5 separate regions of the Homo sapiens genome follow, and all the other regions are linked to region 5. The links are chromatin loops, found by intact Hi-C in ENCODE. Cell type or tissue: endothelial cell of umbilical vein. All regions are shown on one strand. Region 1 overlaps MEGF10 (multiple EGF like domains 10). Region 2 overlaps LMNB1 (lamin B1). Region 3 overlaps MEGF10 (multiple EGF like domains 10). Region 4 has its middle 24 kb from the start of PRRC1. Region 5 holds the start of LOC105379162 (a long non-coding RNA gene).

Evidence for each region. Hi-C counts contacts between places; a loop is a spot of excess contacts. Peaks named below come from ENCODE experiments on the same cell type or tissue, not always from the same donor. Only the 100,000 strongest peaks of a DNase experiment are listed, where the experiment ranks them.
Region 1: it touches region 5 in a loop (13-fold over the local background); 20 of 110 quality-filtered maps call a loop at or near these places.
Region 2: a loop joins it to region 5, with 12 times the contacts of the local background. A loop is called at or near these places in 35 of 110 quality-filtered maps.
Region 3: it touches region 5 in a loop (10-fold over the local background); 3 of 110 quality-filtered maps call a loop at or near these places.
Region 4: it touches region 5 in a loop (5-fold over the local background); 10 of 110 quality-filtered maps call a loop at or near these places.

What each region holds. Positions count from the first base shown.
Region 1 is chr5:127,312,147-127,317,146 of GRCh38, reverse strand. All of the region lies in intron 1 of MEGF10 (multiple EGF like domains 10), which reads right to left. Among named protein-coding and RNA genes, the nearest start is that of MEGF10, 24 kb to the right of the region's middle. In endothelial cell of umbilical vein, a CTCF peak has its summit at 3,080 (motif pointing right); a DNase peak (open chromatin) is centred at 3,136; H3K27me3 peaks cover 1,239 bases.
Region 2 is chr5:126,799,508-126,804,507 of GRCh38, reverse strand. All of the region lies in intron 1 of LMNB1 (lamin B1), which reads right to left. Among named protein-coding and RNA genes, the nearest start is that of LMNB1, 25 kb to the right of the region's middle. In endothelial cell of umbilical vein, no CTCF peak of the experiment used is centred here; a DNase peak (open chromatin) is centred at 2,387.
Region 3 is chr5:127,440,480-127,445,479 of GRCh38, reverse strand. It overlaps MEGF10 (multiple EGF like domains 10), which reads right to left. Exons shown (of 25, transcript NM_001256545.2): 18 at 4,613-4,741; 19 at 2,354-2,482; 20 at 1-23. Among named protein-coding and RNA genes, the nearest start is that of PRRC1, 75 kb to the left of the region's middle. In endothelial cell of umbilical vein, no CTCF peak of the experiment used is centred here; no DNase peak of the experiment used is centred here; H3K27me3 peaks cover 229 bases.
Region 4 is chr5:127,490,935-127,495,934 of GRCh38, reverse strand. No RefSeq gene overlaps it. Among named protein-coding and RNA genes, the nearest start is that of PRRC1, 24 kb to the left of the region's middle. In endothelial cell of umbilical vein, a CTCF peak has its summit at 2,805 (motif pointing right); a DNase peak (open chromatin) is centred at 2,864.
Region 5 is chr5:126,673,955-126,678,954 of GRCh38, reverse strand. It overlaps LOC105379162 (a long non-coding RNA gene), which reads left to right and starts at 3,979. Exons shown (of 3, transcript XR_001742530.1): 1 at 3,979-4,137. RefSeq lists an enhancer at 3,242-3,836. In endothelial cell of umbilical vein, a CTCF peak has its summit at 2,674 (motif pointing left); a DNase peak (open chromatin) is centred at 2,654.

The DNA.
Region 1 (5,000 bases), 640 kb before region 5:
TTTGAGAGCTTGCCTTTTAGGTAAAATTCAAACTGGCATTTAAGACTCAAGATATCTGAGTCCAGCCTCATCACTCAACAAACTCATGTATATGTCGCTTGAACAATTCTCAGGTACTTGATTTTCCCCAAACATTAGAGGTTTTCACTCCTCTGTCTTCGCCCATGCTGTTCCTTCTTGGAATGCCCTTAACTATCTGCTCAACTTAATTCTCACTCATTCTTTAAGGATCAACTGTCACTTTCTTTTAGAAGAGCTCCCTGGCTAACCTTGTCATTCTTCTTCTTTGCTCCTGTAACACCCTGAAACATCCCAAGAGTAGCTGATGTGTTCTTCGTCAGAGTAGTAACACACACCACACCGCTCATCTCTCCACTAGCTACCAGACTCCTTAATGTCAGAATGGTACACTGTTCATCTCTACATGTTCTTGGTATTCTTGAATGAATGTATGGCCCACAGGAAAAATAAAGCTCAGAATATGCAAATCACTTGTTCTGGAACCCTGAAATCATTATTCTTAATATTTAAAAGGCAGAAATGGAAGGTCAAGATTATCATTTAATTGCTAATATACAACTGCAGTGGAAAATCCTAGAGTTGAAACAAAATGATTGCAATACCAGTGATTACAAATATGAAAAAACACTGAAAGTTTTGTTTGGGGGATATTTGTTTTAATTAGAGATAAAAAATATGTAGTCTCTGAAAAGAACGTATGGGCACTTTCAATGGCTTAATTAATAGTTAATCATTCTGTAAATTCATTTAAAGCTTAAGGCTTTCTACTCATTAGCCTTCCTGTATTGTCAATAATTGGACCTGCTCAAACATGGCTGCATTGGTGATGATTCTTGCAGGCATGGTATTCATATCAGCTGAGGGCAAGGTGAGGTGACTATGAGCAAACATTTGACAGCAGCAAGGGAGCATCCAGGAGGGGCTGGGAGTCAAGCAGCAGAAGCCAGCAGGAAGTAATAAAGCAAGATAAGGAGGCAGAGCAAAGGTGCAATGGCACCAAACTTATATGGCAGACTTTTGTTGCACTAAAGCGTCTTCTGAAGTGTTGCATCTCCATTGATAAAAAGCACAATTCCTGGGGCCTGCCTGTGGGCCTGGTACAGGGACCCATTTCAGCAAACTTCACCAGAAAGAACAATGTGTGGGAATATACCCTAGGATGAACCTTCAGTAATTAGCAGATTGCTACGGTCTACAGCAACTGAAAGACTGCTCTGCTTCAACATGTTCTTAGAGTGTTAGATTAGCACACTTTAGAAAATAAAAAGATTTTTATTACAAAGTGATTCAAAATATATGCTTGAAATATAGACAGAAAGAAAAAGGGTTATTTTGTTTTGGTTTGTTTTTTTAAGACAGGGTCTCACTCTGTCACCCAGGCTGGAGTGCAGTGACACAATCACAGCTCACTGCTGCCTCAACCTCCCAAACTGAATGGATCCTCTCACCTCAGCCTCCTGAGTAGCTGGGACTACACATGCATTCCAACACACCTGGCTAATTTTTGTATTTTTGTAGAGACGGGTCTCATCATATTGCCCATGCTGGTCTTGAACTCCTGGGCTCAAGCAATTCACCTCTATCAGCCTCCAAAAGTTCTGGGATTACAGCCATGGGCCACCACGCCCGGCAAGATTCATATATTTTTAAGTTTTAATTTTGAGAAGGAATTAAGATCTGTGATGGTCTTTGATGAAGGTCACATTGTGATTATAAATTTTAAAATATATTAATGGACCCCAAATGTACATAAGTGTTTGTATATTACCTAAATAAGGCAAGAATTTCCTTTATGCACAGGTGGGCATAAATGCACACCAAGTATAATGTTAAAAATAAATACATAAATAAACTGGAACATTAATATCAAGATAATTACAGTTTTTATGGGGAAAAAACCTTTAATTTTAAGCAGGTTCTGATAACTCTTTAAGGGCAATTTGAACTAAGGAAGCTAAAGGTTTTTGAACTAACACTGAGTTCTGAACTCAGCAGGGCCACAAGCTTTGCAATCTCTGACATTTTCCTTAATCTCTTCTGTTCTTGTCCTCATCAAATGTCATTTCCCTGTTGCCTTTATTATAAATTCTCTCCCTCAGCTCCTTTTTTTTAAGATTCAAAGTCTTTAATAGCAGTATCTTCATTTTACTGCAAATATTGGAAACAACAGCAGCCAAAAGCACTTAAAATTAAGTGCACCCCATCACAATGAATACATTCATTTCCTTCTTATAAATACAGTTTCCATAAACTATATTACTGTCATTTGTTCAAGATTTTAAACTTCCTAATCATTTAACTTAAACAGGAAAATAAAATCTAATGAATGTAAACCATACATGAAGAATATCTCAATTGAAGAATCTATGAAGGGTAGAAATAGTTCCTGCCTGGAATATATTTTTCATATCCCGCTAATTTGAAAGAGCCTATGATTCATTCCTAAAATTCCCTTAGTCCAACATGTAAGCCTCCCTAATTGTTTGAAATTCAAACCATTACATAAGCTTTCTGTCAACTTACTTCTCTCTTTGCAATAATTTATTTTCTCATCCAAGATCTACTTAACAGTGTGTTCAGGACATAAGTAAAAATTCTCTAGTCTTTTCACTAGAAACTGCATAGAAATCTCTAACGGAACCAACTCTCCACATCCTTCATCTGATATTTCTCCATTGCCTTGGGCTGCTGGTCATCTTTTGACATAACCAATCCCACCTCTTCAACTAGACTGTTGGGTCCTTGAAAGCAGAGCCCATGGTTTTGTCTTGTCTCCTATTCTACTCCTCCCTGACTTCTACTTCTCTCCCCATCTGCAAGAATATATAGATGATCAATATACGGTTGCTAAGTAAGAACAATACCAGGATCTATAAAGTCATGAAACATTAAAGTATATTGAGCACTTGAGGAGAGTCAAGAGATCATATCCTGTGAGTCCCAGACAACCGATCCAGAGGGGTGAGGTGGGAGAGAAATAACAGAGTGGGATCCATAACTGGGGAGAACAGATGCCTCAGCAGGCAGCCTGGGTAACTGAGAAACAATCCCTGAAGTGACCTATTCCGCCAGGAGGTGGCGCTTCAGCTCAGGGCCGCCCTTGGTTGGCCAACTTTCCACTTCATCTTCAAGGCATCTCCCCGAACCTACAGAAATATCTCCCCACCAGCAATGGAACCGAAAGTAAAACATGAGGTGTATCATCCCAGAAAGTCTTGCCCTTCTTAGGAAAAACTATAAGGAAGTTATTCTGAATCTTATTTAAAGAAAAGCTTTACTTTTTCAGCAATTGAATAATCCTGAGGGAGGTGTCTGCCTGACCACAAGTCTTCCCCAATGTATCTGGGAGTTCTCACTTTTAGATACAAGGTGTATATAGGGGTGGTTTCTTAAAACAAATTTTAATGTGGCAAAATCTGAGTCTGTACATTGCTGATTTTACATTTAGCAAGAAACATGTTTAACATCAATGGAGGAAAAGGTTGTCTAAATGGATAAAGGTAGTAAAAAGTGAATTGTAAATATTGTTTCAGACGAGAAAACAAATATGAAGTGCCATAAAGGTTAGTACTGTTTTTATATGTGTCCGTGCATATAAGTGTGTACAAATGTTAAATACACACAAATTACATTTTAGGCTAATCGGATGAGTAGGTTAAGTTTATGCTTTATTAACACAAGAATTGAAATTATAATTAAATCTTGATTCTTCTCCATAAATCATATGCTTTATGGGTCAGGTTAAGAGAATCTAGTCAACTACAAATTCTCTTGGAGGTACCCTGAAAACTCAGAAGTATGCATTTGGAGAAAGATAATAAAGCAATAATCTTACAAAGTGGATCTATGGCTACATGGAATTAGAAACAAACAAAAAAATTATCTCTGGGATATAGATGTGGCTTCCAAATCTACACGATCCCATAGAGCCGTGTCAGAAAGACAGCCATCCTTTCCCAAGAGCCCCAGGGTCACAGAGAACCAGCCTTCACAATCCAGGAAGAGCTAAAGAGAAAGTTTTCAGCTGTGTGTTCTTGCTGTTGAGAACGTATACTTTTTCTACCTGTCCCAAGTCATTAAATTCTTAGATTAATTTCCTTTAATGATGAGCCAGATTCATGTTCATCATTTAAAAAGAAAGAAAAACAACCTTAATGAAGACATTTGCCTTAGAAACTGCCACAATCAAAGACAGACCTTTTCAGATGTAATTAAATTTTTTTCAAGATAATTTATCTTATTAAAATATGGTAATTTACCATGGTTTCAGGTTATCTGAAACCTTTCTAAGATTGAAAGCTATAGTTAATTTCTTGCTATAAGCAGTAAAATTGAACCTAAGAGAGTCAGAGAACATTTTACATTTACAAAAGCACACAAAAGCTAAAACTGTTTATTTATATCCAAGGTACTTATAGGAAACTGGTTGTACCCCAGGATTCTGCATATGGTTTGGTATTGGAGTGCAAAGCACAACCCAGAAAGAACATAACTGTCCTGGCTAAAAGGATCCAACCTTCCCTCTGAGGCATCCTTGCTGATAAGAACTTCAGAAGAAAGTCCTTACAGAGATGTAAGTTTTTACCACATCAGTATGCCCAATTCAAAACTCTGTGCGATTGGGGGTTTAATGAAGCACTTTGTTATTCTCTGAAACAAAAATGAAAAAATAGAGACAGTTCTTCAGGCTTAATCACCACATCTGTTATTAGGCCCTTTACTGTGATTGACTGGAGTGTATGTCGGACACGGTGCCAAAAAGCTCCCCATAAAAGCAGCTTCCTGCTCACTGCCTGAATGGCATTGGTCTCTGTTATGACCAGGATTTATATGGCAAACAAGCAAAGCCTGGTGCCCACAAGCCACTGTGCCAGCCGAAGGCACTTTTTCCTGGTGCCAGTTAAGATAGAAGTGGGACCTGGGCTGCTTGCTCTGACTTCCATCCCTCTTTGCCTTCTCTCCCTCCTTCAAAACTGACC
Region 2 (5,000 bases), 130 kb before region 5:
ACTGCATGTCCCCCTTGTTCTATAAAGAGGCACACTAACACAGGATATTTTTGAAGAAATGAAAATTCATTTTTTAAATATAATGCATATTATAAGCCAAAACATACAGGAACTGTAAGTCAGGATATCATGCTGAGCGCAGTGGCTTACGTCTGTAATCACATCACTTTGAGAGGCTGATGTGGGAGGATCACTTGAGACCAGGAATTCAAGACCAACCTAGGCAACATAGCAAGACCCCAAATCTACAAAAAAAAAAAAAAAAAAAAGAGCCTGGCACAGTGGCACACATTTGTAGTCCCAGCTACTTGGGAGGCTTAGGCGGGGACATCGCTTGAGCCCAGGAGGTTGAGGCTGCAGTGAGCCATGACTGCACAACTGTACTGCAGCTGGGCAGTAGACCAAGACCCAGTCTCAAAAAAAAAAAGAAAATCAAATTACACTAAATGAGAAGAAAAGGTTATTTTAAAAAGTAATGTTATAACCCAATGCATGATACTGAAACTCCCCTGATATTAGTAAGAACTAATTGACCCCAAGCTTGCAAGTACCTCCCATTTTGTTACATAGAGGTAACAATAAATAACGGCCTCCCTAATATTTTGCATAAAAATTATTTCAGTTTATAAAACCAACTACCAAAAAACTGAGGTTCAGGGCCGGGCACGGTGGCTCATGCCTGTAATCCCAGCACTTTGGAAGGCCAAGGCTGGCGGATCACTTGAGGTCAGGAGTTCGAGACCAGCCTTGCCAACATGGTAAAACCTCGTCTTTACCAAAAAATACAAAAACTTAAGCTGGGCATGGTGGCGCAATGCCTGTAGTCCCACCTACTCGAGAGGCTCAGGCAGGAGAATCACTTGAACTCAGGAGGTGGAGGTTGCAGTGAGCCGAGACCGCACCACTGCACTCCAGCCTGGGTGACAGAGAGAGACCTTGTATCAAAAAAACAAACAAACAGGCCGGGCGTGGTGGCTCATGCCTGTAATCCCAGCACTCTGGGAGGCTGAGGTGGGCGGATCACCTGATGTTGGGAGTTCAAGACCTGCCTGACCAACATGGAGAAACCCCGTCTCTACTAAAAATACAAAAAAATTATCCAGGCATGGAGGCGCATGCCTGTAATCCCAGCTACTCAGGGGGCTGAGGAAGGAGAATCACTTGAACCCAGGAGGCAGAGGTTGCAGTGAGCCGAGATTGTGCCATTGCACTCCAGCCTGGGCAACAAGAGTGAAACTCCGTCTCAAAAACAACAAAAACAAAAAACAAGCTGAGGTTCAAACTGAAGTTTCTTTTTCTCTAAATATCACTTTTTTTTTTTTTTGAGATGGCATCTCACCATCACCTAGGCTGGAGCGCAGTGGGGCGATCTCGGCTCATTGCAACCTCTGCCTCCTGGTTTCAAGTGGTTCTCATGCCTCAGCCTCCCAAGTAGCTGGGATTACAGGCATGCGGTACTAGGCCGAGATAATTTTTTGTATTTGTAGTAGAGATAGGGTTTGCCTATTTTGGCCAGGCTGGTCTCGAACACCTGGCCTCAAGTGATCTGCCAGCCTCAGCTTCCCAAGATGCTGGGATTACAGGCATGAGCTGCTGCACCCGGCCTCTAAATAACCACTTTTTTTTAAATGGAGTTCTACATTATAAAATTATAGTTCATTTGGATATATTTTGCCCAATAATTATATTTTAAAGGTCAGTATTTCTCTCATCCAAATAATTATTAACAGTAGTTACACAGAGAAGCCTTAATAATACCAAAATTATTGCCGGGCATGGTGGGCCATGCCTGTAATCCCAGCATTTTGGGAGGCCGAGGCAAGTGGATCACCTGAGGTCAGGAGTTTGAGGCAAGCCTGGCCAAAATGAAGCCCTGTCTCTATAAAAAATACAAAAATTAGCAGGGCATGGTGGGGTGTGCCTGTAATCCCAGCTACCTGGGAGGCTGAGGCAGGAGAATTGCCTGAACCCGGGAGGTAGAGGTTGCAGTGAGCCGAGATCATACCACTGCACTCCAGCCTGGGTGACAGAGTGAGACTCCGTCTCAAAAAATAATAATAACATCAAAATTATTAATACCTGTTCTTAAAACTGCTATTGTATTTTTCTTGGAGAAACAGGATCTTAAAAATAAACTAAAAAAGTAAAAGAGTACTTTTACTTACTGATGTTTGAGGACTGGCTAAAGGAGGAATCTTTAATTAATAAAAATTTCAAAATAATATTGTAATATTAAAATAAAGTGAAGAAATAAACTGGCCAAATGTTGATCACATATGAAAAGATTTAATAGTATTCACTTTTTACTCATCATAAAAGCTCAGCAGTCATGCCACATGCTTAAATCTCATGCTTTAAAACACCACACGATGGCAGGCTTTAACTGAAGACTAGTCCAGAAGAGGAAAAAATTAACTGTTAAAAAAAATCCCATACTGTAATAATTTACAACCAAAATGCCTAGTTCACACAAGTGCTGGGTCTCCACAGGAATGAACTGACACTTGTGAAGGAGTCTCTATTTTGCCCCACTATAAAACTACCAGAAGGGCTAGGATACATGTCATAAGACATATGACTGAAAATAAAACCATATTTTAAATGCAGTATTACACAATACTTACAAAAGCTACTGACTCAAAATTAATTACTTAACAATTACAAACAGTAATTTTTAAAGCTCAGGTCATAATGTGGTACTTCTCAATGTGATCCTGCCTCATGGCAGGAGAATGACCTGTGCCTTCCAGGGACCAAAATGGTCCAGCAAGAATGATACTGCATAAAACAGCATGTCAACTTTACAAGTTATTGTATGGAACAACCTGTAAAATCGGCATATTTTATGCAGTATTGTTCTTGTTTATTTGACTTCACAGATTTAATAAGTAATACATGCAAATAGCTCAAAACTCAAGATGTCATACTACCAAGTGAAAGATACTGTGTTCAACATCTTGTGGAGTGTAGAAAACACAAGAAGCCAAAAATTAACCCAAGGCAGTACATCCAGATGACTAGAATATGGTGATTTCTTCCATAAAAATAAAAACCAAAGAAGATAAGGAGGACAGGGGATGAAGAGAGTATTTACTTGTGGTACCCTGAGGGCCACCCAATGATACCAGTGGAAATTTTATAGGAGCTTTAATTTCAATCATGACTAATGCTTCTACTGTTCATTTTATGTCAAGTTCTTAGTCACATAAAACACTGTTCTATGAAAATATAAATTGTTCTGTTATAAATTACTTCTTGGCCAAGTGCGGTGGCTCACGTCTATAATCCCAGCACTTTGGAAGGGAGACTAGCCTGGGCAACACGGTGAGACCCCATCTCTACTAAAAATAAAAAAAATTAGCCAGGCGTGGTGGCACATGCCTGTAGTCCCAGCTACTAGAGGGGCTGAGGCGGGAGAATCACTTGATCCCAGGAGGTCGAGGCTGCAGTGAGCCCTGATCGTGCCACTGCACTCCAGCCTTGGTGAGAGAGTGAGACCCTACCACCAAAAAAAAAAAAAAAAAATTATATATATATATATATATATATATATATAGTCTGGCTGCAATGGCTCACACTTGTAATCCCAGCACTTTGGGAGGCCGAGGCAAGCGGATCACCTGAGGTTGGGAGGTCAAGACCAGCCTGACCAACATGGAGAAACCCAGTCTCTACTAAAAATACAAAATTAGCCAGGCGTGATGGCACATGCTTGTAATCCCAGCTACTCAGGAGGCTGAGGCGGGAGAATCGCTTGAACCCGGGAGGCAGAGGTTGCGGTGAGCCAAGATTGTGCCATTGCACTCCAGCCTGGGCAACAAGAGTGAAACTCCGTCTCAAAAAAAAAAAAAAAAAAAAAAAAAGAAGATACAGTGTAGGGTCCAGTGTCCCATCAAGCCCCATCCCAACAGTCCTAGTTTTCTGCAAAACAGTTTGAAAACTTCTGACCACCAAGAAATATGCAAGCTCCTTGGCATGGCAGTCCCCCTAGAAAGCCCTTCAGGTCTAAGTCCTAAAGACCTTCTGAGCCTCGGACTTCACTCTCCCCCACTCCATGCCATCTATTCCCATTCCTAACTCCATCTAATTCCTAACCAACTGCCATTGGAAACTAAGACCAAGGATGGAACAAATGTCATCCTTCCTCTGTAATGCTTCCCTGCTTTACCTCTCCTAGCAGAAAAAAATCATGTACCTTTCTGGGCTCCACAGCACTTGGTGCATCATTCTCATATGGTGCATGGTATATACATCTTTTTAAAATTTAAGATTCCATGTCTGTCTCCTACACTGGAATGTGGGTAAAATGAGATTACCTTCAGATCCTCAGTGCCTGGCAATGTCTGGTATAGGGTGGGGATACTCAATAAAATTTCTGTTAAAAAATGAAAGAAGCAAGCCACAGGAAAGCAGTGCTTACAATTTTACTTTAATATAACAACTCATGAAAAGATAAGTACTCAGCCTCTGTTACAGAGGACCCAGGTTATTCTGAGACCCAAATAGTCAATCTAGATCTGCCCTGCAGTGCCTGTACAAGCCACCACAGCCTTCACAAGCAGGTGGGCAGCAGGCATTGTACCAGGCACTGAAGAGAACTCAAGAGTCAGCTACCGCCCTTGGTGCAAAGTAATTTATAGTCTCTTCTCATAAGAGGTTATGAACACACTTTTGCTTTTTCTAACCCACACAAATGTACAGTGGCATTTATATGCACTCTTATGCACAGGTACACAGGAGAGTTTCGAGACGGTGCGGAAAGGCTCAGTCCAGGTCCCTAGTTTTGAGACATATTTACCTAATCCAGCAGACATTACTGAGTATCTACTATGTACTACCAGGAAGAGAAAGATAAATAAATAAGACAGGGTCCCAACTAAGTGCGTTTTTAGTATTCCCTTCCTTCTTCTGGACCCTCAGTACCTTTACTGCTCAGGGTCAGGCACTAGGCCATGTCACCACACTTAGGTGTGTAGCTGTCTAGGTAGCATAAAGACTTA
Region 3 (5,000 bases), 770 kb before region 5:
ATTTCCAACTATGATAACACCAGCTAGAAAAAGAAGAGAGACTTGAGAAAGGATGACAATGTGCTGGATAAACGTTTGATCTCTACTTACAAAAACCTCCTTCTGTGCTAATGCCTGCATATTTTCAGTTCATAAAACATTAATTTGGAAACAGAGCAGGAAGAAAAAGCAAACATTCCTCATTGTCAGATGTTGTCGGCCTATCCATGCCCAGAGAAAGGCTGCTGTAAGCCTCAAAAAGAGACAGAAGCTGGGCACAGTGATGCGTGCCCGGAGTTCCAGCTACTCAGGAGACTGAGGCGGGAGAACTGATCTAGCCTAGCAGTTAGAGACCAGCCTGGCCAACATAGCAAGACCCTGTCCCTAAAAAAATATAAAGAAAGAGACAGGATTTTCTGAACCCAAAGAGATTCAACAGTAGGATTTGAGAGCTTCTTATATATTTCCGATTAAATACTTAGACTGGCAATTAATTTGGGGTAACAATTTATCTAATTTTTATTTTGCTTTATTTATTATTCAATACTGAGCTTATGCAGAGTTAAATGCTAAATGTCCCAACTGCTTAACCAAATTTTATGTCTATCCTTAGCATTTCTAAGAGTAATTTTCCTTCCAAGCAAGCATAACACCATTATAAATCTAGTCTAAGAACAGGATCTACCTTTTGCTAATTTCAATGGGTCTTTTACCTCAGAAGATATTGTTCTGTGCAAAGTTATTTTCCATGACAGAAAGATTTGTCCTGATAATACCTGATAGCATTACCCTAATACCTTACTCATTAAATTCAAAATTGGGCATTACATAGTTCTTCCTTATGGTCCGTCAAGTGATAACGCTAAAGGCATGGGTTGAGATTCAAGAAATCTGGCATCTAAAAAAATTGACCTAGATATTCTGAACTTTCACTTAAGCTTTCAGGCTGCAGTTTTATCATCTATAAATGAGAAAAGAGGCCTCCATGTCACTGCTTCCAGCTCAAGTAAATGTTCCTATGATTTTATGATTCTAAATGCTGAAGGACCTTTTTACAAAACAATCTGCCCTGAAACACAGACCACCAAGGATAATGTAGTGAGATTACAGAGTATTTGTAATTATGACGTGATAATGAAAGATCACATTCTATTGTTATGACAGTCAAATGTAAATCATAAGCATGTAAAAGTCATTTTACCAAAGAAATTAAATGTTGTAAATATTTACATGGTCTGCAGTTTAAGATTACTCCATCTACAACAGTGTATCAATTTTCTAAAGCCTTTTATAGCCCAACTGCTTATTGCCTACCAGGGAGTACCACATGCAGTAAGAGCTGTGGCTCTCTGGAGGGCATGCTTCAGAACCATCAGAAGCACTTTCTCAAAGTCCCCAACCCTGGAATCGGAATTTCCCAAATAGGACCATGTACCTGACAACTATTCCCAGGTCGTTATGACATACACCCCAATTGAAAACCAGGGGCACAAGTTTTACAAAAAGTTAAACATATGTCTACTATATACCCCAATTATTCTACTCCTAGGTATTTACCCAAGAGAAATGAAAGCACATGTCCATGCAAAAACTGGATTCACTCTTGTTCATAGCAGCTTTATCTGTAATAGCCCCAAACTGGAAACAATCCACCTGTCCATCAGCACATGAACAGGTAAACAAATTATAGTATATCCATACAATGGAATAGTATTCAGCAATGAAAAGAACTGAATTGTTGATATGTGCTACAACATGGTTCCATTTCAAAATAATTATGCTGAGTAAACAAAGCCAGACCCAAAAGAGTACAGTATGATTTCATTTATATAAAATTCTAGAAAATGAAAACTAATCTATACTGACAGAAAAGAGATGAGTGATTACCTGGGGCTTAAGGGGTGGTAGAAGTAGGGAGGGGCATGAGGAAACACATGGTGATGGATATTTCATTTATTATGGTGATGGTTTCATAGGTATATAGATAGTCGAGATTTTATTAAATTGTACACATTAAATAGGTGTGTTTTTTGTGTATCAATTACACCTCAATAAAGCTGAAAAAAAATCATAGACCCAGTAGAAAGTTCATGAGTTTTGGAATAACAAAAATCTGGCACAAAAGCTGTGACATATTCTAGTATTAGCTATGTGACTTTGGGAAAATTACTCAGCCTCTCTAAGCTTTTGTTTCTTTATCTGCAGGACAGCAACAATAAGGCATTCATCTGGCAATTAAATAAGTAACCAATTATGCCATTTAGAGTTGTGGTGAAGATTCTGCTGGATAACATAAGTGAAAATACTTCACATTGCCTGGTACATGGTGTTCACACAATACTGCAGTGCTACAAACATTAGCTAGTATATTTACCTTGATCACATCTCGCTCCCTTCCATCCGGGGCTGCAGTAACAGGTCCCAGTGATGTGGTCGCAGGTGGAGTTGTTCAGACAATCACATATCTGGCGACAGCCATAGCCATATGTTCCTGAAGGGCACTCTAGAGAAGGAAAGTCAAATGTAGCTTTCCAACCTTGGGAATTTGGAGCAAGGCTGTCTCTGACTGCAAGCCCTGCACATCTAGAGCTGAGTCCTTTCAGGGGATTCCTATTGAGGCTGACTTGTACCCCCAAGAGTGTCCCAGAACTGGACAGCATTCCTGGAATCATGGTGGCACTCACAGTCCAGACTGCACAGGGCTAGAGACAGGGCTGCTCAACATTAGAGCTCCTGACACTTTCAGCTGCTACATACTTACCTCTATGATGTGTATATGGAGAGTCTGTGGAATTCCCATGGAACAGATGAAGATAATCACTAAGGGCAATTTGATACAAGTCCACCAGGCAAAACTGTAGGCTGGAAGGGGCCTAGACTGAAGAGCACTAAAGATGCTTTCTTGAGAACATATATATTTTACTGTAGGCTCAGGGATCTTCATAAACGCACATTCTCAATTGAATTAGCCAGGAATAGGGGAAGATGCAAACAACAAGTTTTGCTGATTTTCTAGGTAAGAACTTCATTTGCTATGGAGTGATTCAAACTCTGGATTTTGTTGAAGTCTTGAAGACGAAAGTAATAGGATTCTTACTATGCGGTCTTAATAAGAGTTAGGCATGAATTTCAAAGGATAGTGTAAGCATGTTAAATCTAAAAATCTTCGTGACAAAATATTGATATTTTTCATAAAGTGAGCAGCAGGGGGCAATGTGCTATTATTATTAGAACTCTCTGTCAAACACAGGGTTTCTGTTTACAAATAAGCATTGGGAGAAGTCTCCAAAAATAGGGACACTTTAATTTGCTGTTGAGAGTAATCATGGAAGCACTTAAGAGGTTTTCTTATTTAATAAGACCTTAACCAGTCATCTGGCATTCAAGTAAAATTTTGAGCCTATTCTGGTTTCCATGCATATTTAGACATTTATACACAAACACACAATATTTATATGCACAATAGAGTTATGTATGCAACTGTGTCACTCAGTCAGGATCTGTTTTCATGACTCAATGAAACAGTGATGCAAAACTAAAATTGGGCTGTCTCTGTTGTGAGCTGATTCCTGGACGTCACTTTTGTTATATTTGCTAGAAAGAGGATATGCAAAAATACCCTAGGGTTTAGCACATAAAATTGAGGCAACCAGGTTCAGAGTGGCTCTGTGAGGTGCCAGTGGAGTGGGGTGGGGAGGGGTGCTTTATTGTCAGAGTCCTGCTATCCTGATCAATCTTTCCAGGCCACACCACTCCTATGGCCATAATCTTGGCAGATCCTTCCCAAGAGTACAACCTCTGGTGAACAGGAATTGTTCTTCACCTTTTCCCGCCCAAAAGGTTTTATCATAAGAAAGTGGGTCTGATACAGCCCTAAGCCCTTATTTATTTATCGTGAATACTGAAAGAAAGTCATAGAGGAAAGGAATAATAAACTAATTTGCAATATTCAATTTTATTAAGACTAATGTTTTTATAACTCTGTGAGGGGATGCATAGCTAGTGGGGTGGAAATAAAAAAATAAGGATGAGTAATTCCAACGGCATATTCTCCCCCAGTGGGACTTAAACAAAATTTTAAGGCAGTATGTTGTCTGGAAGGTTGTTAAGACTAAGATGAGAAGTTGTTAATGGAAGCAGTATAAAAGTACGATCTAGAGAAGGTTGTTGAAAGGGTGGCAATGTTTGCATGGATGTGTTCCCTCACCAGCAACAGGGATTGGCCCTGGGCCACCAGCCCTCCTCCCCACCGAATGTACTGTCCTCCAATGTGAGACCCGGGTTCTGCCTCTGCCATGAAGAAAGCTCGACTGGATCTTTTAAGGCTCTGAGCAGCCACATTCCAAAAATAAGAAGGAGAGGAAGGGAGAGCCCAAAAGAACAGAATGGAAAACTTGAATTCTGTCTTCATTCTTGTAGTCACACCTCCTCCGCCCAGAGCAGTGAGTAACCAGCGATGATCCCAGGGAGGCCTGACCTCTGGGAGGGGAAGTCAGTCATGCTGAGAAGTAACCAGCCATCAGCTCAAACAACCTCGGAGTGGTGAATTCTGCCTTAATATTTCCTGGCATCTAGGAAATGTGATTCTAGAGGAAAAAAATACCACCCAGTGATGCCACACTCTCATACTTACTCTGCTCACAGTGCCGTCCCATGAATCCAGTGCGGCAAGTACACTGCCCAGAAATGTGGTCGCAGTCAGCTCCGTTTTGACATTGGCATATCAGTGCACAATCTTTTCCATAAAACCCTAGAGGACATCCTGTGGGAGGAGGGAGGACAGTAGGAGTCAAGAGGCTGCTGAAGAGAAACACTTGGAGGCTCGTGCCTCCAACATATTTGTGTTTAAACTTGAATGACACTGAGCCATCAGAGAATACAGTGAATAGTACATATCTGAGCTTGCCACAAGAGCTTCTTTGAAGTCCCAAGACAGGGCTCTTGCAAGGAGGTTGTAATTCATAAGCAGGAGGCAGAAGAGTTCCATTCCTGTCAGTGTAACCATCACTGGTACCCCTGGA
Region 4 (5,000 bases), 820 kb before region 5:
CCATCATTCTACTCTTAGCTTCTATGAGTTGGACTGTTTTAGATTCCTCATACAAGTGGGACCAAATGGTTTTCGTCTTTCTATCCAGTTTATTTCTAAGTGATATATTTAGACAATGATGTTTCATATGGTTATTGGTATAATTGGATTAATATATACCATAATTGTTACTGTTTTCTATGTGTTGCCCTTATTTTTTGTTTCCTGTTTTTGTCTTCCACTCTTTTTCTGTCTTCTGTGATTTTAGATAAACATTTTATACAATTCCATTTCTCTCCTGTCTTTGCAAATAAATTATGCTTTCACTTTTTATTTTTTAGTGGTTGTCCTAGAGTTAACGATTTGCAATTACAACTAACCCATGTACACTTTCAAATAACACTATACCACTTCACAAGTAATGCAAATTCCCAATGTTTTCCTCCCATCCCTTACAACATTGCTATTATTCTTTTCCCTATCCCCAAACTGAGTACAATATTGCTGTTATTCTTTAGAACAAACTGTTATCTGTTAAATCAACTAAGAAAAATAAAATATTTTATTTTGCTTTCCTTTATTTCTTCTCTAATGCTCTTCCTTTCTTTATGTAAATCAGAGTTACTGACCTATATGATTTTCCTTCTTTTTGAAAGACTTTCAGAATATCTCATGTTCAACTGGTCTACTGGATACAAATTCCCTACTTTTTAATTTGTTGAGAAATTATTTCTACTTCACTTTTGAAAGATAATTTTGCTGGGTGCAGAATTCTAGGTTGGTTTTTCTTGTTTCAACACTTTAAATATTATGCACCACTGTCTTCTCACTCGTGGTTTCTTTTCTTTTCTTTCTTTCCTTCCTTCTTTCTTTCTTTCTTTCTTTCTCTTTCTTTCTTCTTTCCTTCCTTCCTTCCTTGCTTCCCTTCCCTTCCCTTTCCTTCCTTCCTTCCTTCCTCTTTCTCTTCTTTCTTTCCTTTCTTTCTCCTTCCTTCCTTCCTTCCTTCCTTCCTTCCTTCTTTCTTTCTTTCTTTCTTTCTTTCTTTCTTTCTTTCTTTCTTTCTTTCTTTCTTTCTTTCTTTCTTTTCTTTCTTTCTGAAACAGGGTCTCCCTCTGTCACCCAGGCTGGAGTACAGTGGCATGATCTCAGCTCACTGCTACCTCTGCTTCCTGAGTTCAGGTGATTCTTGTGCTTCCTAGCCACCTGAGTAGCTGGGATTACAGGTGTGTGCCACCACATCTGGCTAATTTTGGTATTTTCTGTAGAGATGGGGTTTCGCCATGTTGGCCAGGCTGGTCCCGAACTCCTAAACTCAAGTGATCCTCCCACCTCAGCCTCCCAAAATGCTGGGATTACAGATGTGAGCCACCATGCTGGGCCCTACATGGTTTCTACATAAAAGCCTGATGTAATTATCATCTTTGCTCCTCTATAAGTAAGGTGGGTTTCTTTTCCCCTCTGGTTTCTTTTAAGCCATTATTTTTGTCTTTGCTTTTCTGTGGTTTAAATGTGATTTGCCTATGTATAGATTTTGGGGGGATATTTATCCTGCTTTGTGTTCTCTGAGCTTCCTGAATCTGTGATCTGGTGTCTCATTAATTTGGAGAAAATTCTCTGTCATTATTGCTTCAAATGTTGCTTCTGTTTCTTTCTCTTTCTTCTCCTTCTGGTATTCCCATTATATGTATTTATACCTTTGGCAATTGTCCCACAATTTTGGGGTATACTATTCTGTTTTTATTCATTCTTTTTTCTCTTTGCTTTTCAGTTTGAGATGTTTTTACTGATATATTTTTATTTTTTATTTTTTTATTTTATTATTATTATACTTTAAGTTTTAAGGTACATGTGCACAATGTGCAGGTTAGTGCTGATATATTTTTAATTTCACTGATTCTTTTCTCAGCCATGTCCAGTCTACTGATAAGTAATCGAAGGCATTCCTCCCTTCTATTGCAGGATTTTTAATTTGTATAATAGCATTTACTTTTGAGTCTTTCGTAGAGTTTTCATATTTGTATTTACACTACCCATCAGTAGTTGCATGTTGTCCACTTTTTCCATTAGAACCCTTAGCATATCACTCAGAATTCTTTCAGATTCCAAGTCTGATAATTCTAAAATTTCTGCCATATATGAGTCTAGTTGTGAGGCCTGCTCTGTCTCTTCACACTGTGGTTTTCACCTTTTTTCATGCCTTGTAATTTTTTGATGAAAGCTAAATATGAAGTACTGGGTAAAAAAAACAGATAAACATGTCCTTAGTGTGAGGTTTTATGGTTTATATATTTTATGTCTTTAGTGTGAGGTTTTATGTCTTTAGTTTTATGTCTTTAGTGTGAGGTTTTATGTCTTTAGTGTGAGGTTTTATATGACTGGGAGTTCGACTGTGTTTCCTCTTTGCAGTAGCTCTGTCAGAGGCTAAAGTTTCCTCTGGTGTCCCTGTTTTCGTCTCCTCTGTTGTCTTTGGATTTCCCTGGACACTTCTTAAATCATTCCTGAGGTTTGCAGTTCTTTCCACTGTAATTCCTGTTGTTGTACAGGAACCCTATTAAGGAGAAGTAAGGCGTAGAGTGAAGGAAATTGTTCATAGTCCTAAAATTTGCTTCAGTATTTTAGTGAGCCTGTGCCCCTGGACCATGACACAGTCATAAATTTGTTGTATTTCCTCTAGCACAAAATGACAGGTTAGGCTGAATCATGTCAAGAGCCTCAGCTAGTGCTATCTAAATTCTCTGATTGCAATAATTTAATCTCTTAGTTTGGTAATATCTTTGTGTCATTTTTGTAAACATCCACTAGGGGGAGAGAAAATGTGTCTCTCATCAGTAACAGGATAACAGGTAGACAGGAAAGGACATTCCCACAGCAACATTTGGATATGCTCAGTTTTTCCCCACAATGAATGCTCTACTTAAAGTAAAACAGCAATCTGAACATTTTGAAGATGTTCTTAAAACATCTTTATTGGAGATTTATTACTTAAGTAAAGTTGTCTTATTGCTTCTGGGAATTTTACCAAAGGCCATTAGAGGGAGCTCAAAGCTTTTAAAATAATATATATATACATATATTTTTCTTTCTCTGCTTTCAGCACTTGATTGTCATTGCTAGCACTTTATTCTTAAGGCCCTGAATTTTCCTCATTTTTTTTAAAGATCAATTGAAATGCAGGAGATTTACCCTAATGTGTCTACCTGAGAATAAAAAGAGAATAAATTGCTTTTAACGAATTACTTAAATAATATAAACATGTCATTGAAGTATCGCAGTATTTAGAGAACAGTCCGTTTTCATTATAACCATGTGAAGAATAAGAAATTACTTTAGAGATTCTCATAAATTAAAATTTTTTAAAAGGAATGAATTGCTTTCTAAAAAGACACAAAGAATATACATGATCTAATACAACAAAATCTATAAGCAACATCTTACTGGCATTTAGTAAAGGTTAAATCCTTACTCTATATAGGCAATTTTCCCCATGTAATTATATTTTAGTTTAAATTAAATTTTAGGTATACAAATTTTGATCCACAGGGATTTTTTGGTAATTCTGTTCTAATTATTTTTTAATTTCCATTATCTTCTTTGATTTATGACTTATTTAAAACTGTGTTTTAAACTTTCCAATTGTATGAGGATTTTATCTTTATTTTTTGATTTCTAATTTTGTTACATTGAGATACAAGAATGGGTCTACATTATGTTTGGTTTTTTTTTAAGGCTCAAATTTTGGGTGCAGGTAGGTGTGTGTGTGTGTGTGTGTGCGCATGTGTAAGAGAAAGAGAAGATTTTAGCTGTGACTTTTTTGTTATCTTGATGTTTCAGCTAAAGTCTCAGCTTCTCAATGTGCATGTTTGCTGGGCATTCTAAGATAATGTGAGACTGGGTTTACAAAACTTAAATCATCCTTCGCTTCAAATGCTGTATGAAACCAGGCTAGAGAATTGGTTATGGGATGATAAAGATGAAGAAAAGAAGTACAGTATTTCTTTAAAGAGAAAATTGGAGAATCATGATGTTTCTCGTCTCCATCTAGATGTGGCGCTAATGCTACTCTCATTTTAATCCCAGCCAGGGACATATATTGACAGAAACAATCAAAGAGCAAGACAGATGCTCCCTAGAATTTGAGGACACAGTAATTGGTATGGGGTTCATGAGTAAATATATTCTAAAAGTTAGAGCCAAAGTGATCTGCTTAGAAATGGACTGCACTTTCATAGTCTGTTAGGGCAAAAGTGAATGTACATTTCTCTCAAGATTTTATGGCTACTTGGGAGGGACATACTACCTAAAAGTATTACTTAGAAGAATAGGTAGCCACAACAGTAGGGTGAGCTGCTAGAATCTAGTAGCTAAGCTTAGGGTTTGTAAGCTGTATGCATGAGCAATACTGCGGGATCTTTCACAGTTTTTTACAAAACTGCCTTTAAAAGAAAGAGCACTGCGTGTGGAATACAAAGCAAAGCTTCATACCAGATTGTGACCCTGTGAGCCTTGAAAAATTGTTTTCTCCTTAATGCCCCTTTTATATCCTTCCTTCTCTTCCCATTGACCAAAAGCACATCCAGCAAGTGAGAAGGGGGTGTACGAAGAAAGAGGAAAGAAGCCAACCACGTCCTGCTTTCTCGTTGTAAGTTTTTGAACCCATGTGAGCTGAGCTGGGGAAGGAGAATCATCTAAAATTGGATGAGAATGTAGGGTTTATATTTGACTATGCTGTATTTTATCACATGAAAATGATTAGAAGAGCTATAAAACTTGTCAATATTTCATTCAGGAGCAAAGTCTTTAGAAGTTGAAAGATTAGTTAGTTTCTCCTTGCACTTTGCAACAAGCTTGATAGTTCAATATACCATGTATAAGGATACAAACAAATATAGCCACATTCTTATCCATATCTATTCCTATATCTATGCTATGTACACACACACACACACACACACACACACACACACATTAGCCCAAGATGGTTAATTCGATTTTTTAAATGTGTATACTTTTCCCAATGTTTG
Region 5 (5,000 bases):
GTGCCTTCCGGACCTACCTGATCCCAGTTTCAGATGTACTGTTTCCACCTTATGATGGAATGCACTGACATCTGCGAGTTTATGACTTGGTAGATCATAATAGGCAGCTCACTCTAATTTCATGATCATTGGATGTCTCATAATCAGTCTCTTCCAGGTCCCAATAGTGTGTGAGAAGCTGGGTTTTTTGTTTGTTTGTTTTTGAGACAGGGTCTCCCTCTGTTGCCTGAGCAGGAGTGCAGTGGCCTGATCTTGGCTCAATGCAACCTCTGCCTCCCGAGGCTCAAGCAGTTCTCATGCCTCAGCCTCCCAAGTAGCTGAGACTATAGGCCCATGCCACCACACCTGGCTAATTTTTTGAATTTTTAGTATAGATGGGATTTACTATGTTGGCTAGGCTGGTCTTGAACTCCTGAGCTCAAGTGATCCACTCACCTTGGCCTCCCAAACTGTTGGGATTACAGGTGTGAGCCACCACGCCAGAGCTGGTTTTTGTTGTTGTTGTTGCTTTTTTGTTGTTGTTTGTTTGTTTGTTTCAGATGGAGCCTCGCTGTGTCATACAGGCTGGAGTGCAGTGGCACAATCTTGGCTCACTGCAAGATCCGTCTCCCAGGTTCAAGTGATTCTCCCACCTCAGCCTCCAGAGTAGGTAGGGTTACAGGTGTACACCACTACGCCCAACTAATTTTTGTATCTTTAGTGGAGATGGGGTTTTGCCACACTGGCGAGTCTGGTCTCAAACTCCTGACCTCAAGTGATCTGCCTGCCTTGGCCTCTCAAAGTGCTGGGATTACAGGCATGAGCCACCGCGCCTGGCCCAGAAGCTGTGTTTCGAATGGTATATAGTTTTGTTGCCAGTGGCTTGGCCTTGCCCCAGAACCCTTCTCATCTGCCCTGAGATTCTCATATTTGAGCTTTTACACTGCATCTTTATCTACCACAGATACATCTAGTACCTTAGAATCTCCTTGGTCATATGGCCCAAGTGGTAATGTTCCTTGCAGTGCAAACTGGATCTACTATAGAGCCTTTTTCTGCCCTGGGTTTCACTTAAACTGGTAACTTTAAGGCTGGAGGCGGTGGCTTACTCCTGTAATCCCAGCACTTTGGGAGGCTGAGGCAACCAGATCACCTGAGGTTAGGAGTTTGAGATGAACTGGCCAACATGGTAAAACCCCGTCTCTACTAAAAATACAAAAATTAGGTAGGTGTGGTGGTGGGCACCTGTAATCCCAGCTACTCGGGAGGCTGAGGCAGGAGAATTGCTTGAACCCAGGAGGTGGAGGTTGCAGTGAGTCGAGATTACATCATTGCACTCCAGCCTAGGCAACAAGAGCGAGACTTTGTCTCAAAATAAAAATAAAAATAAATAAATAAACTGGTAACCTTCATCATCATCTAATAAATGAATCAAAGCAGTGTTCTCCAAGTGTGATACATAACTCCAATATGCATAGTGGCCTACCATGCTCTGTGCTTTTTTCTTAGTGGTAGGAGTTGGAAGGTACAATAGCTTGTTCTTTACCATAGAGGACATGTGCCGGCATGCCTCAGAGCACTGGACCCCTGTAAACTTCACCAATGCATGTGGCAGACTCCTTTAAGGGCTTATCTTCTACCTTCTGAAGTGCATGTGTCTTATCAGCAACCCAGGGTACTTCTTATGTTCACTTATCATATCAACATAACTGCTGAATGTGAAATTCTGTGGAATGGCCACATGATCTGGGTCCCTTTGGACTGCATTGTGATGGAGAATAGGAGCGTTAACATAGTCCTGACACAAAGTCATGAATATATTCAATTGCATTAATTTATATTTATATAGTTGCCAGTCCAATAGCTACACACCACATATCAAAATCTATGTTAATCTGTTCTAGTAAAAATAATACTTCCAGTCCAAGAGCTTTAAATGGGGATACTATTTGTTGAGTTTCTGGTAGTCCATGTCATCTGGCACAATTCATTTGATTTTTGCAGAAACCAAGTTATTGAATTAAATAGGGATATGTGAGAATCATTGTTTCTGCATCTTTTAATCCTTGAGGATGGTACTAATGTTTACTAGTCCACCTAGGATACAATATTGTTTTCATGATATTGCTATTTATTTACTTCAGTGGTTTGTTTTGTTTTGTTTTGAGACAGGGTCTCACCCTGTCACCCAGGCAGGAGTGCAGGGGCACAATCATGGCTCACTGCAGCTTTGACCTCCCTGGCTCAAGCGATCCTCCCACCTCAGCCTCCTGAGTAGCTGGGACTATAGGCATGCACCACCATACCCAGCTAATTTTTGTATTTCTTTGTAGAGATGAGGTTTTACCATGTTGCCCAGACTAGCCTCAAACTCCTGGGCTCAAGCAATCCTCCTGCCTTGGCCTCACAGAAGGCTGGGATTACAGGTGTGAACCATCTCGCCCAGCCTATCTTCAGTTTTTAAAGTTTTTATTTTGAAAGAATTACAGACACACAAGAAGTTGAAAAAATAGTACAGTGGCCCTGCATGCCCAGGTTTCCCCTGCTTTCTCCATACACTCAAATGCCAGAGCCATTCCACAAGTTAACACAACTTCTAACTACACTTCGTCCCCAGTAAACTACAGGTGAACATTTTAGCAATTGCATCATCACAGTAATTCCCACCACCGATGATGGGGTTCTCACTGCCATCTAGTGGACGAGTGATCCAATGTCCAAATCTAGATCTAGTCACTTTCCTAGGCCAACTTCTGTCACTACCTTTAGATTATGTTCCCCGGTGGGCAGAAACTGAGGCAGGAATTCTTCCTTCGGTGATTTTAAGAAGGAAGCTGGGAGTAAGAAAAGTAGAAGACACCAGGGAAAAAGTTAGGCAAAATGACTTCAGAAGTTTAGCCTCCTGGCCGGGCGCAGTGGCTCACGTCTGTAATTCCAGCACTTTGGAAGGCCGAAGCGGGTGGATCACTTGAGATTAGGAGTCCAAGACCAGCCTGGACAGCATGGTGAAACCCCGTCTGTACTACAAATAAAAAAATTAGCCGGGCACGGTAGTGTGTGCCTGTAATCTCAGCTATTTGGGAGGCTGAGGCAGGAGAATCGCTTGAACCCGGGAGGCAGGCGGAGGTTGCACTGAGCTAATATCATACCACTGCACTCCAACCTGGGCAACAGAGTGGTGAGACTCTGCCTCAAAAAAAAAAAAAAAACAATAATAATAATAATAAAGGAAATTTAGCCTCCACCTCATCCCCACGGCAAGCTCTCAGCTGTTAATTGTACCACAGAAGTTGTCCCACCCCGAGACCAGAAGGCTGCTATATCTCTTCATCAGTGAGTCTTTGGCCCTGGCTCCTCCAGGAGGAGGACATAACCTCTCAGCCATCATCTTCAGGACCCACTTCTAGGGGAGGAGGCTCCTCTCAGCCAACAACAATCCTCTGTGAAAGGACAATGGCCTGAGCCATTAGCAGCCAAGGCCTGTAGCAGCTGGAGGGTGAATGCACAGCCTGGTGAGGGGGTATGGGCAGGGCACCCAGCAGCATCTGCTCTACCTCCCCTAGGAGATGACATTCAATTTAAAAGCTGAACAATGTGGCTGGGCAAGGTGGCTCACCCCTGTAATCCCAGCACTTTGGGAGGCCGAGGTAGGCGGATCACCTGAGGCCAGGAGTTTGAGACCAGCCTGGCCAACATGGTGAAACCCCGTCTCTACTAAAAATACAAAAATTAGCCAGGCGTGGTGGTGCACACATGGAATCCCAGCTACTCCAGAGGCTGAGGCACAAGGATTGCTTGAATCCGGGAGACAGAGGTTGCAGTGAGCTGCGACTGCACCACTGCACTCCAGCCTGGGTGACAGAGTGAGACTCTACCTCAAAAAAAAAAAAGGAAAAAAGAAAAAACTGGGCTGACTTTCTTTTCCGGCTCAGCCCGCCTGCACCCAGGTGATTAAAAAGCTTTATTGCTCACACAAAGCCTGTTTGGCGGTATCTTCATGTGGATGTGCGTGACATTTGGTGCTGAAAACCTGGGACAGGAGGACTCCTTTGGGAGACCAGCCCCCTGTCCTCGCCCTCACTCCATGAGGAGATCCACCTACGACCTTGGGTCCTCAGACCAGCCAGCCCAAGGAACATCTCACCAATTTCAAATCGGGTAAGCGGTCTTTTCACTAAACTTCTGCCCTCCATTCCCCCTTCTTCTCTCAAGAACTTAAACTTAAATGTCTTATTTTCTTCTACAATACTGCTTGGCCCCAATACAAACTCGACAGTAGTTCCAAGTGGCCAGAGAATGGCACTTTCGATTTGTCTATCCTATACAAGATCCTTATACAAGATCTAGATAATTTTTGTCGAAAAATGGGCAAATGGTCTGAGGTGCCTGACGTCCAGGCATTCTTTTACACATCGGTCCCTTCCTAATCTCTGCTCCCAATGCGACTCTTCCCAAATCTTTCCTCTTTCTCTCCTGTCTGTTCCTTCAGTCTCCACTCCAAGCTCTGAGTCCTTTGAATCCTCCTTTCCTACGGACTCATCTGACCTCTCCCCTCCTCCCCAGGCTGCTCCGCGCCAGGTGTAGCCAGGTCCCAATTCTTCCTCAGCCTCCCCTCCCCCACCCTATAATCATTCTATCACCTCCCCTCCTCACACCTGGTCTGGTTTACAGCTTCGTTCTGGGACTAGCCCTCCCCCACCTGCCCAACAGTTTCCTCTTAGAAAGGTGGCTGGAGCTAAAGGCATAGTCACGGTTAATGCTCCTTTTTCTTTAACCGACCTCTCCCAAATCAGTTAGCATTTAGGCTCTTTTTTCTTTTTCATCAACTATAAAAACCCAGCCCAGTTCATGGCCCATTTGACAACAACCCTTAGATGCTCTACTGCCCAAGACCCAGAGAGGACAGAAGGCCGTTTTATTCTCAATATGCATTTTATTACCCGACCCCTCCCGACATTAGAAAAAAACTCCAAAAATTGGATTCTGGTCCTCAAACCCCACAACAGGACTTAATTAACCTC